2 separate regions of the Homo sapiens genome follow, and region 1 is linked to region 2. A link is a loop called in an ENCODE intact Hi-C map of the cell type or tissue named here. Cell type or tissue: mammary epithelial cell. All regions are shown on one strand. Each heading gives the region's core, and the rest is flanking DNA. Links, peaks and the distances in the headings are about the cores only.

Region 1 (5,374 bases), core at 66-5,065, 57 kb before region 2:
GCTTCAGCCGGGTGCAGTAGCTCATGTCTGTAATCCCAGCACTTTGGGAGGCCGAGGTGGGCGGGTCACTTGAGGTCAAGAGTTTGTGACCAGCCTGGCCAGCATGGTGAAATTTCATCTCTACTAAAAATACAAAAAAATTAGCCGGGCGTGGTGGCACATACCTGTAGTCCCAGCTCCCTGGGAGGCTGAGGCAGGAGAGTGGCTTGAACCCAGGACGTGGAGATTGCAGTGAGCCGAGATCGTGCCATTGCACTTCAGCCTGGGCGACAGGCCAAGACTCCATCTCAAAAAAAAAAAAGAAAAGAAAGTTGTGCTTCATGCTTGTCTGGTATCCTAAAATACTATGTATTCTAATTCAGTTACCTTATACATATGAGATTATGAAATTTCTTTCTTTCTTTTTTTTTTTTTTTTGAGACAGAATCTCGCTCTGTTGCCCAGGCTGAAGTGCAGTGGCGCCCGTAATCCTAGCACTTTGGGAAGCTGAGGCAGGCGGATTCCCTGAGCTCAGGAGCTCAAGACCAGCCTGGGCAACACGGCAAAACCCTGTCTCTACTAAAAATGCAAAAAATTAGCCGGGCATGGTGGTGCGACTTGTAATCCCAGCTACTTGGGAGGCTGAGGCATGAGAATCACTTGAACTCTGGAGATGGAGGTTGCAGTGAGCCGAGATCAGACAGAGCAAGACTCCATTTCAAAAAAAAAAGAAAAAAAATCTAGATGAAGGAAAGAACCCAAAGAGATCAGTGGAGGCCCTAAACTGCTTTTGATCAAACATTCATCATACTAGGGGAAATCGAATGCTCGTTTTCATAGACTTGTAAGGCACAGAGGGAAAGAAGAAAAAGTTAAGTCCCATTCAAGGTGGGGTGTATATCATGAGACTATCTCCCCTTAAATCTAGGACCCCATATGCTTACATTGTAGTGGTGGTACTTAATGTAAGGTTGTGCTGGATGTAAACATGCCCCCGACTGCCTGAATGTTGCCTTGGAACTGAGCACAGCAGGGAGGGTCCTAGCTCTGAGATTTGTAGCTCAAATTCACATCACTTGGCTGTCAAAAAAAAGGAAGGAAGAAAGAAGGAGAGGAGGGAGAGAGGGAGGGAGGGAGGAAAGATGGAAGGGAGGGAGGGAGGGAGGGGAAGGGAAGAAAGAAGGAAGGGAAGGAGGGGAGGGAGGGAGGAAGGAAGGAAAGAAGGAAGGGCAGAGGGAAGGGAAGAAAGGAAGGAAAGGAAGGAATGAAAGGAAGGAAGGAAAGAAGAAAAGAAAAACCCCTCGAACTGTGAAGTGGGACAGTGGGACTCAGATTGACAGATGCAAATATATATTTTTCCTGGAATAATGTACCCTCCTTCTGTATCTCAAGACTCACCACAAGAGTATCAAGGTCAGTGAGCAAACATACTAGGAAACAGGACACCAAGGATGATTATCACTATGACAACAGACAGCAAAAACAGACCTGGAAAGATTCCAGATAATGGAATTATTAGTCTCGTGTTATAAAATCCCTATGTTTAGCTGGTTTGAAGAAATAAAAGACAACGTAAAAGGATTTATAGGTAGCATGTCATTATAGTCACCTAGCAAATTTGGGGAGAAAAAAGGAACTAGAACTTCTAGAAATGAAAAATAAAATAATCAACATGTAAAACTCAGGCTAGAAACAAGCCTTGAAAGGATAAAAGTGAACTTAAACTTCCTACAAGAACAAAACTCATTCTTTAATGAAAAACCACAAGGCTTGATCCAGGTCTCAGATCATGTGATCAGCACTTAAATTCTCTTCCTTCTTAGCATTACTTTCTTGATGCCCCAAGATAGTTGCTAGCAGTTCTTGGGACTATAGACTTCCCAGTTAAAGTTATGACTTGAAATAATGAGATTCATGTCCCTTAACTTACCTCCCTTATTTTCTGTCTCTCTCTGCTCGTGTATTTGCAGAACGAATGCTGGAGTTAATGGAGCAGTCAGCTGTCGATCTTAAGTCTCCTTAAGTAGAAAGCGGGCAGCTGGGTAGCCTTTGCCTTCACACCAGCCACTCACTGATGGGATTTTTCTCTCTGTAGTTTTAGGCTGTTCTTCAGTGTCTTTGTTTGAACGTTATATAATTGATGATCCCAAAGCTTTCTACATATTGGCAGGAATTGTTTTTGACCACAGCGTCAATGACAGCAATGGATCTTTGCCACTTGCGGTAAGAACATCCTTTCTCTAACAATTGTACTGTGCTGCCGAGACTTGAGCATGTGTTCCTTCTGCAGTCTTGTTGGCTGACCTGCCCCCGGCTTTTCTCTGTGGCAGCTTTGTCATCTTATTTCCAAAGGAGATATGCAAGGGCTCCTGTGTTTCATGTCTTACAACCTAGACTTTGAGGTCCCTTCCAGTTTTCAAATTCTTTAGAAGGCTTGTTGTGAGCAAGCCTTTATCCTGAGGGTACAGGATGGCGTATATTAAACTGCCTGATGACAGATGCAGACTACAAGATCAGCCTCCACAGACTTGCATTCCAGCCCTGCAACTCACCAGCTGTGTAACCTTGGAAAAACATTTCTGGGCCTCGGTGTCCTTATTGTTGTGAGGGCTAAAAGAGTTTTATGCCTATAAAGTGCTTAGAACAAAGCCTGGAACAAAATAACTTTCCAGAAGGATTAGTTATTGTTGTCATTACTAATAATCTTATGGACTTCAGATATGGTATGAGTGTGAGTTTGTTTAAGGAAAAGTTCATGTTGTAAACATGGGAATATTTGGTTTATGTTCTGGGATGGGAAAACCACTCATGTATAGCTTTTGTGTTGTACAGTGTATCTGATGATTAATTGTTGGAAGTTGCATGGGCTATTGGTAGATGGAGAGAGACATGTTAATAAAATAACCAACAATGTTTTTCAAGCATTTATTAATGCTAGGCAACACAGATACCATCTGGTTCAATCCTACTGTAGCCTATGAGGTAGACGTTGTTAATATCCCCATTTTACTCATGAGGAAACTGAGGAATGAAGTTTATGTAATTTGCCCAAGGTGTCAAGGCTATTCAGTAGGAGATTTGGGGTTAGAATCTGGGTGGTCTGGCTCCAGAGCCCTTGCTCTGAACTGTTCTGCAGCACACCATTCCTGAAGGGGGCTCAGGAGCGGCTGTATGTTTCCCAGGCTTGCACCACGGAGAATTTCCAGAGTACACAGGGAAGACCACTGTTGCAGCATGGTCTCCCAGGGGACACCTGCCAGTGTGGGCATCCTTCATCCTGTTACAGCTGACATCAAGCACAGATTTGTTCTGTCCTGTGCCTTTGCTGAGTTTCAGGAGTTCATAACCGAATTTGTTTTCTCTTTGTTCTTCATAGGTTAAGTATCAATTGCGCTTCAGTTACTTTCAGAAGAATTTTATACTGGGGAAGAATATATTTTTTCAAGATGACATAGAAGGCTGGTGCACATCCTTTCTTTACCCTCCCAATCCACGCCAAGAACCCCGGGAATTTCCATTTGCTGTTGGGGGAAGTCCTGGTGAGAAAGCCCCGAAGCTTGTGCGTGTTAAGAGCATGGCCGTGGCTGGGCGCGGTGTCTCATGCCTGTAATCTCAGCACTTTGAGAGGCTGAGGCGGGTGGATCACCTGAGGTAGGGAGTTCGAGACCTGACAAACATGGAGAAACCTCATCTCTACAAAAAATACAAAATTAGCTGGGTGTGGTGGCTCATGCCTGTAATCCCAGCTACTCAGGAGGCTGAGGCAGAATTGCATGAACCTGGGAGGCAGAGGTGGCGGTGCACTGAGACTGGGCCATTGCACTCCAGCCTGGGCAACAAGAGCGAAACTCCGTCTCAAAAAAAAAAAAAGAGCATGGCCACTTTTGTTGTTTTGTTTGTTTTGCTGCCAGCACATAAACTAGCATTTCAGAAGAGGTTGAAGGAGTTACATTTAGAAATGTGACATTCAGTAAACTGCTTACATTCTAGAGCAAGTAAAAACAGTAGTTATGGATTTGATTGTAACAATATTGAATTGTTTGGAGGAAGGATGGAAACATTTTACTGGAACAAGGAGTGCAGGGACCAGTGGGTGGCCAATTTAGCAGTGACATTTGTCATCATGGAGGAAACATGATCTGTGCTTTATGCATGTTTAAGATTTTCTCGGCTTCCCTTTTCCACCTGCAAATACCACTCCTATTTGGTTATTTTATTTTATTTTGAGATGGAGTTTCATTCTTGTTGTCCAGGCTGGAGTGCAATGGCACAATCTCGGCTCACTGCAATCTCTACCTCCCAGGTTCAAGCGATTCTCCTGTCTCAGCCTCCTGAGTAGCTGGGATTACAAGTGCCCACCATCACACCTGGCTAATTTTTTGTGTTTTTAGTAGAGATAGGGTTTCACCATGTTGGCCAGGCTGATCTCGAACTCCTGACCTCAGGTGATCCGCCCACCTCGGCCTCCCAAACTACTGGGATTACAGGCATGAGCCACCACTTTTGGCCCTATTCTATCTTTTTAAACACATGTCCTGTTCAACACGCATGTCATATTGTATGATCTATGTCTAACATGCCTCCATTACAATCTCCACTGACTGTATCCTTTGCATTTCATCCGTCTCATTTAATTTAATGAAGAAGAAACAGAAGATAATCATCCACACTCTTGGGACTCTCTGCATGTCTGTGCAGCTCCAAAGAGTCTGTTCCTGCTTTGGGGGAATCCCTGAACTCTTTCTGGCCTGTTCATTGGCTGATGCTTCACTTTGATTTTATTTACTCTGACTGATGCTTTTAGATCTTGCCTTGATTCTTATTCCATCCTCCCTGCCCCATCTGCAACACTGGTGCAGAATCCCAGTTCCTGTTCTTCAGGCCTCTTGGTCTTGGCTGGCCCTCTCCCTTTCCCTCTCATGAATCTCCCTATCTGCATTTCTAGTCTGGGAAAATCTCCTTTTCCCTGTCTGTCATTCAGGATAAGAGGACAGAAAATTAATGCCAGAAGGTTGGAGTTTTTCCAGGAGTTCCTATTTGTCCCAAGGGCTGGCATGTGGTCCCAAAGCCAGGTCCTGACTCCTGGCTGCCATAGTCCTCTCTTCTTGGGGAGCCATGCTGACTTTCTGCTCTGTCACCCTCTGTTGAGGGTGAAGGAGAGAGCCTTGCTGAGTGGCTGCTTTGCATCTGCTTGCTCTCTCCCATGCAAAGGGGTCTAACTGCACCTGACAGAGCAAACACCTAAAACTTGGCACCCAGTACTCCCTGGATCTGCCTGCGTTGCCCAACTCTCGCTTCTGGCAACCCCAGGTTCCTAGAGAAGTACTGGGGCAACACTGACACCTGTGCATCCTCTGTCCTTCACAATAAGCATCACATTCCCGACTGAAGGCCC
Region 2 (5,374 bases), core at 194-5,193:
CAGGCTAGAGTGCAGTGGCATGATCTCAGTTCACTGTAACCTCTGCCTCCTGGGTTCAAGCAATTCTTATGTCTTAGCCTCCGGAGTAGCTGGGATTGCAGGTGTGTGCCATGTTCGCCAGGCTGGTCTCAAACTCCTGGCTTCAAGTGATCCACCTGCCTAGCCTCCCAAAGTGCTGGGATTACAGGCGTGAGCCACCGTGCCCAGCCTCCATGTGGTTTTCTGTTTTGCACTCTGTAAAATCCTTCCCATCCTCCAACCTCAGGCAGTGGAGCCCAGGGTTGTCCAGCTGTTTGAATAGGGAGAAGAGGGGAGAAAATAGGAGGGAAAAACAGTGGTTACTTCTCAGAAATGGCATCCCACTCTTTCCAGCACCTGGGAGTAGATGAACATGGACACAAACCAGGGTGGTCAGCTGCAAGTTCAGAAAGGCAAAAACCTGAGGTCAGGAGTTTGAGACCAGCCTGGCCAACATGGTGAAACCCCCTCTCTACTAAAAATACAAAAAATTAGCTGGGCGTAGTGGCGTGCACCTGTAGCCCCTGCTACTCAGGGGGCTGAGAGGAGAATGGCTTGAACCCAGGAGGCAGAGGTTGCAGTGAGCTGAGATCACACCACTGCAATCCAGCCTGGGCAACAGAGTGAGACTGTCCCAAAAAAAAAATAAATAAATAAAAGCGAAAGCCTGGAAATGAGTCAAATGAAATTTTTAAACAGCTAAATGAAATCTAGAAGCCTTCCCTGGATAACTAAGAAGCAGTTAAAATAAGTGGGGGTAGATCTGTATTTACTGACCTAGGAATATCTTTAAGACATAATATTGAGTAAGAAAAGCATGTTGGCTGGCCACGGTGACTCATGCCTGTAATCTCAACACTTGGGGAGGCTGAGGCAGGTAGATCATGAGGCCAGGAGTTCGAGACCAGCCTGACCAACATGGTGAAACCCTGTCTCTACTAAAAATACAAAAATTAGCCAGGTGTGGTGGCGTGCACATGTAAACCCAGCTACTCAGGAGGCTGAGGCAGGAGAATTGCTTGAGCCTGGGAGGCAGAGGTTGCAGTGAGCCAAGATCACGCCACTGCACTCCAGCCTGGCGACAGAGCGAGACTCCATCTCAAAAAAAGAAAATAAAAAAGAAAAGCATGTTACAGAATGGTAGATATGGGATGATACCATTTGGCAAAAACAGCACCCAGCCAGTCCTGAGCAAGGAGCACAGGCCCACGCAGGTGCCTTTGCCAACACAGAAGTGTAGAGGGTGCACAGCTGCCTGGCCACAGTGGGCTGAGCCAACAGACTGCAGGAGTCTTTGCATGAATATTTTACAAAGAAAATCTATTTGCAGATTACATGCCTAATAGAAAATATTTCTAAAGGGGAAAAAAGCAAAGCAAGCCTCTTGTATTGACTGGATGCTTCAAAGGCACCAGGAAGTAGGGAGGCACTGTGTGCTGAGGTTTCACACTGGGTGGGCTGGAGGAGGAGCCAAACAAGCGCTCCACCCTGTCCACAACACCAGCAGCAAGGGCTGTCCCAGGCTCCCTTACATTACTCTACTTCCACTCACAGCCCCTTAGTAGTGTGCCTGTGCATTCACATGGCAGATGCGGGTAGTGGCAGAGGCAGCAGCCTGGAGCAAGACCAGCAGGTGTCCAGGCCCTTGCCTCATTGGAGGCTTGGTGAGCCTGGTGGGAGGAGGTTTCTTCTGACGTGCCTCCCTCTCCGGGCTGTTTTCTGACCCAGGTATGGCGGTGGATTGGTTACTGTCCTCAGTTTGATGCTCTGCTGAACTTCATGACAGGCCATGAGATGCTGGTCATGTATGCCCAGATCGGGGGCATCCCAGAGCACCCCATCAGTGCTTGTGTGGACCAGATTCTTGAGGATTTAGTCATGTACATGTACGCCAACAAGCTGGTCAAGACCTACAGGTGAGATCTGGGGCTTCCTTCAGGCCCTCCACCTCCAGTTACAAGATAAGTTCCAGTTCTTCCCAGACCTGGAGAGCAGGGCAAAGCCCCCAGCTCTGGGCATGAGGTCACTGCGCAGGTGGTTGGGGGCGGCCTGCAGGAAGAGGTAAGTGGCCTGGGCTGCCTCAAGGCACCCCTTCCTCTTGGTCCTGGGCTTGACTGGATTATGAAGCTGACCCAGGCCAAAGGCAGCTTACGTGGCTGAGGTCAGGCAGATGGCACCACAGGTGTTACTGTCCTGATAAGGTGAGGACGGACCTTTCTCCCTGCCACTTTATGAAGGGCTATTTTCAGTAAGTTTGCATTTTAAGCCCAGAGTTACCTCATACCACTGGGTCTGCGGTACTTGAACTACTGATGTTCTGCTAAGGCGCATGGGGTATTTCTCAGGCTTCTGTTGTCAGTGATAGAAGCCCGACTCCAATTAAAGCAAGGCCACAGGCCCCGCAGGTCCAAGGACTCCCTTCGTGTTGTGTGCAGCGCCCCCGGAGGCACACAGCGGTACTGCACACCCAGGATTGGGAGGTAGAGGTGCCCACGCCTCTAGCAAAGTGAGCCCGGGGTCAGATGATGATGTCCCTTGGGTCTTCTCTCTTTGGTGGCTCCTGTTTCAAGCAGGTTTTTACGTTTCCCTGCATCTTCTGAAGATCAAATGAGTTCACATTTGCGAAGTTTAGAACAGTGTGTTGCACATAGTAAATGCTATATGGTTTTTTTGTTTGGTTTTGTTTTTTAGAGTTTTCACTCTTGTTGCCCAGGCTGAAATGCAATGGCATGATCTCAGCTCACTGCAACCTCTGCCTCATGGGTTCAAGTAATTCTCCTGCCTCAGCCTCCCGAGTAGCTGGGATTACAGGTGCCCACCAACACGGCCAGCTAATTTTTGTATTTTTAGTAGAGACAGGGTTTCACCATGTTGGCCAGGCTGGTCTCAAACTCCTGACTTCAGGTGATCCACCCGCCTCAGCCTCCCAAAGTGCTGGGATTACAGGTGTGAGCCACCATGCCCATCCAGTTTTTTTTTTTTAAGTTAGCTAAGATGGGCCAATGCCTTTCCTCTCAGATGGAGAGGTGCTTGCCCTCAACACTTCAAACCCTCAAAGAAGACTCGTCGGCCGTGTGCTCACCCTGGACTCATCCCTGTGTCCAGGGGAACAAGTTATTTCCTGAGTGGATAGCCCAAGCCACAATTCAGCTCTGGGTGAAAGTGGTGGACTGCATTGCTGAAAGCCCCATGAGGGGTGTGGGAATACTTCCTGAATAGAGAAGGAAAGGGGGTGAGTGTTGAGCCGGCAGTGCTCACTGCTGGAGACTGACCATTGCCGTCACCCAACCTTCTCCCTTCCACCCCCGGTGGTGGTAACAAGCCGAAGTTGAGCACTGGCATTGATCGCCCTGATTGGAGAGCCTGCCTTCATCTTCCTGGATGAGCCATCCACTGGCATGGACCCCGTGGCCCGGCGCCTGTTCTGGAATGCTGTGGCACACGCCCACGAGTCTGGCAAGGCCATCATCATCACCTCCCATAGGTAGAGCCTGGGTCTGTGGGTCACTGGAAGTTTCAAAACCAGGTAGGCTGGGAAGAAGCCAGGTGGCCAGAAGACCCATCAGCAACTGGTGGAGAGTCTTTGAGGAGATTCCCTAGGCTCTGCACCTGAGCCACACTCTGAGCATTGGTATCAGGAATGGCCTGATCAGGCCACCAACGCCTTCCTGTCTGCATGAGCCTTTGACACCCCCAGCCCTGTCTCAGGCCCCACCCTCTCCCCAGCATGGAGGAGTGTGAGGCCCTGTGCAGCCGGCGGCCATCATGGTGCAGGGGCAGTTCAAGTGCCTGGGCAGCCCCCAGCACCTCAAGAGCAAGTTCAGCAGTGGCTACTCCCTGCGGGCCAAGGTGCAGAGTGAAGGGCAGCAGGAGGTGCTGGAGGAGTTCAAGGCCTTCGTGGACCTGACCTTTCCAGGTGTGTGCCGGCCCCGGCAGCCCCCACTGGGTGGGCCCTGGGCCCCTGCCTAGGCATTTCCCATCTGCCGTGAGGAGAGTCTGTGCCTCGCCCCTCCCACGTCCCATCTCCCTGATCCCTGGGATGAGGACCCCAATGCCGAGCACCCAGGCACCCTCCCTGATCCTCCAGCCCAGCCGTCACAGCAACGCCATCTCTCCTTCGTGCAGGCAGCGTTCTTGAAGACAAGCACCAAGGCATGGTCCATTACCATCTGCTGGGCCGCGACCTCAGCTGGGCGAAGTTGAGCGCACATTTTTGACGTGACCCACTTTCTGGGGTAACTCTGTCTCTCTCTCTCTCTCTCCCTGTCTTTCTCTCCTCCCCATCCTCCTGAAGTCATGTTCAGTGCTGCCCCTGTCCTCTGCCATCTCCATGGCAACGTTCACGTGGATTTCATAGAACAGAAGGTGTTTCTGCTGGAAGGGACTTTGAAGATTGGCTCCTCCTGCCCACTTATTTCATGGAGAGGAGAGCAGGCCCAGAGAGGGAACACCAGATGCCTGGGGACACACAGCAAGCCAGGGACCCCACCAGGCCTCTGGCCTTCTGACACCACTCCCACCCAAGAGCACAGACAGCTGAGATCCATAGCACTGACTTCTCAGGAGGTGTTCTGGAGCAGCTGAGAGAGGGATGGGCCTCTTTGGGGCCTTGTCACAGTCCCGGAGGCCAGCCCTTCCCACCCTCTCTCCTCCCCCGTGTGCATCTGTGGGACAGCCTGGCCACAGCAGCCTCTTCCCTCCCCTCAGGTGTTTGGCACTCTGGAGCAAGCCAAGAAGTACATGCTGGACAACTACTCAGCAGTCAGGTCACCATGGAGGACGTCTTCCTGAGCTTCGCATGCCCTGTGCCCCTGGTCCAAAGCGAAGACCAACGAGAGCAAGCAGAGCAGGTGGGCTCCTCATCGTGCTCGCTGCCTCCTTCCCTGCCTCCCTCTCGGCTTTCCTCTCAGTCTCCCTCCCTGCCTCCCTCTCAGCTTTTCTCTCGGCCTCCCTCCCTGCCTCCTCCCTCAGAGCCTGTCCTGCTGTAATAAGGACAGACCAGTGCCAGGTTGGCCCAGGTGTGCATGGCCTTCCCTGGGTTTCCAGGGCGTACAGAGGCAGCTCTCGACCTAGCTAGCTCAGCACAGGGCTGTCCCCCTAACTGCAGTGCACGGAGCAGAGTGGGGCCCACTGGAGAACTTAAGAGGCCCGCTGGAGAACCCAGGTGCGTTTCCTTAGAAAGGGATGCCCAAGTCCCACCTGAGTAGCCTGTGGTCTTATTGAGACCTGGCTGTGGAAGCAGCCTCAGAACATCTTGCATGTCCTTTCCAAGGGCGGTGGCCATGGGGTGACTACAGTACTAACCATGACCCGACCAGGTGCCAACTCTGTGGTTGGTCCCCTGCAGGCATTGCGT

Evidence for each region. Peaks named below come from ENCODE experiments on the same cell type or tissue, not always from the same donor. Only the 100,000 strongest peaks of a DNase experiment are listed, where the experiment ranks them.
Region 1: it touches region 2 in a loop (2.3-fold over the local background); 6 of 110 quality-filtered maps call a loop at or near these places.

What each region holds. Positions count from the first base shown.
Region 1 is chr16:2,363,607-2,368,980 of GRCh38, forward strand. It overlaps the pseudogene ABCA17P. Among named protein-coding and RNA genes, the nearest start is that of ABCA3, 26 kb to the left of the region's middle. RefSeq lists an enhancer at 3,319-3,668. In mammary epithelial cell, for the core only: no CTCF peak of the experiment used is centred there; a DNase peak (open chromatin) is centred at 2,485.
Region 2 is chr16:2,420,834-2,426,207 of GRCh38, forward strand. It overlaps the pseudogene ABCA17P. Among named protein-coding and RNA genes, the nearest start is that of CCNF, 5.9 kb to the right of the region's middle. RefSeq lists enhancers at 1,526-1,575, 1,857-2,622, 3,746-3,858 and a silencer at 2,295-2,589. In mammary epithelial cell, for the core only: a CTCF peak has its summit at 2,466; no DNase peak of the experiment used is centred there.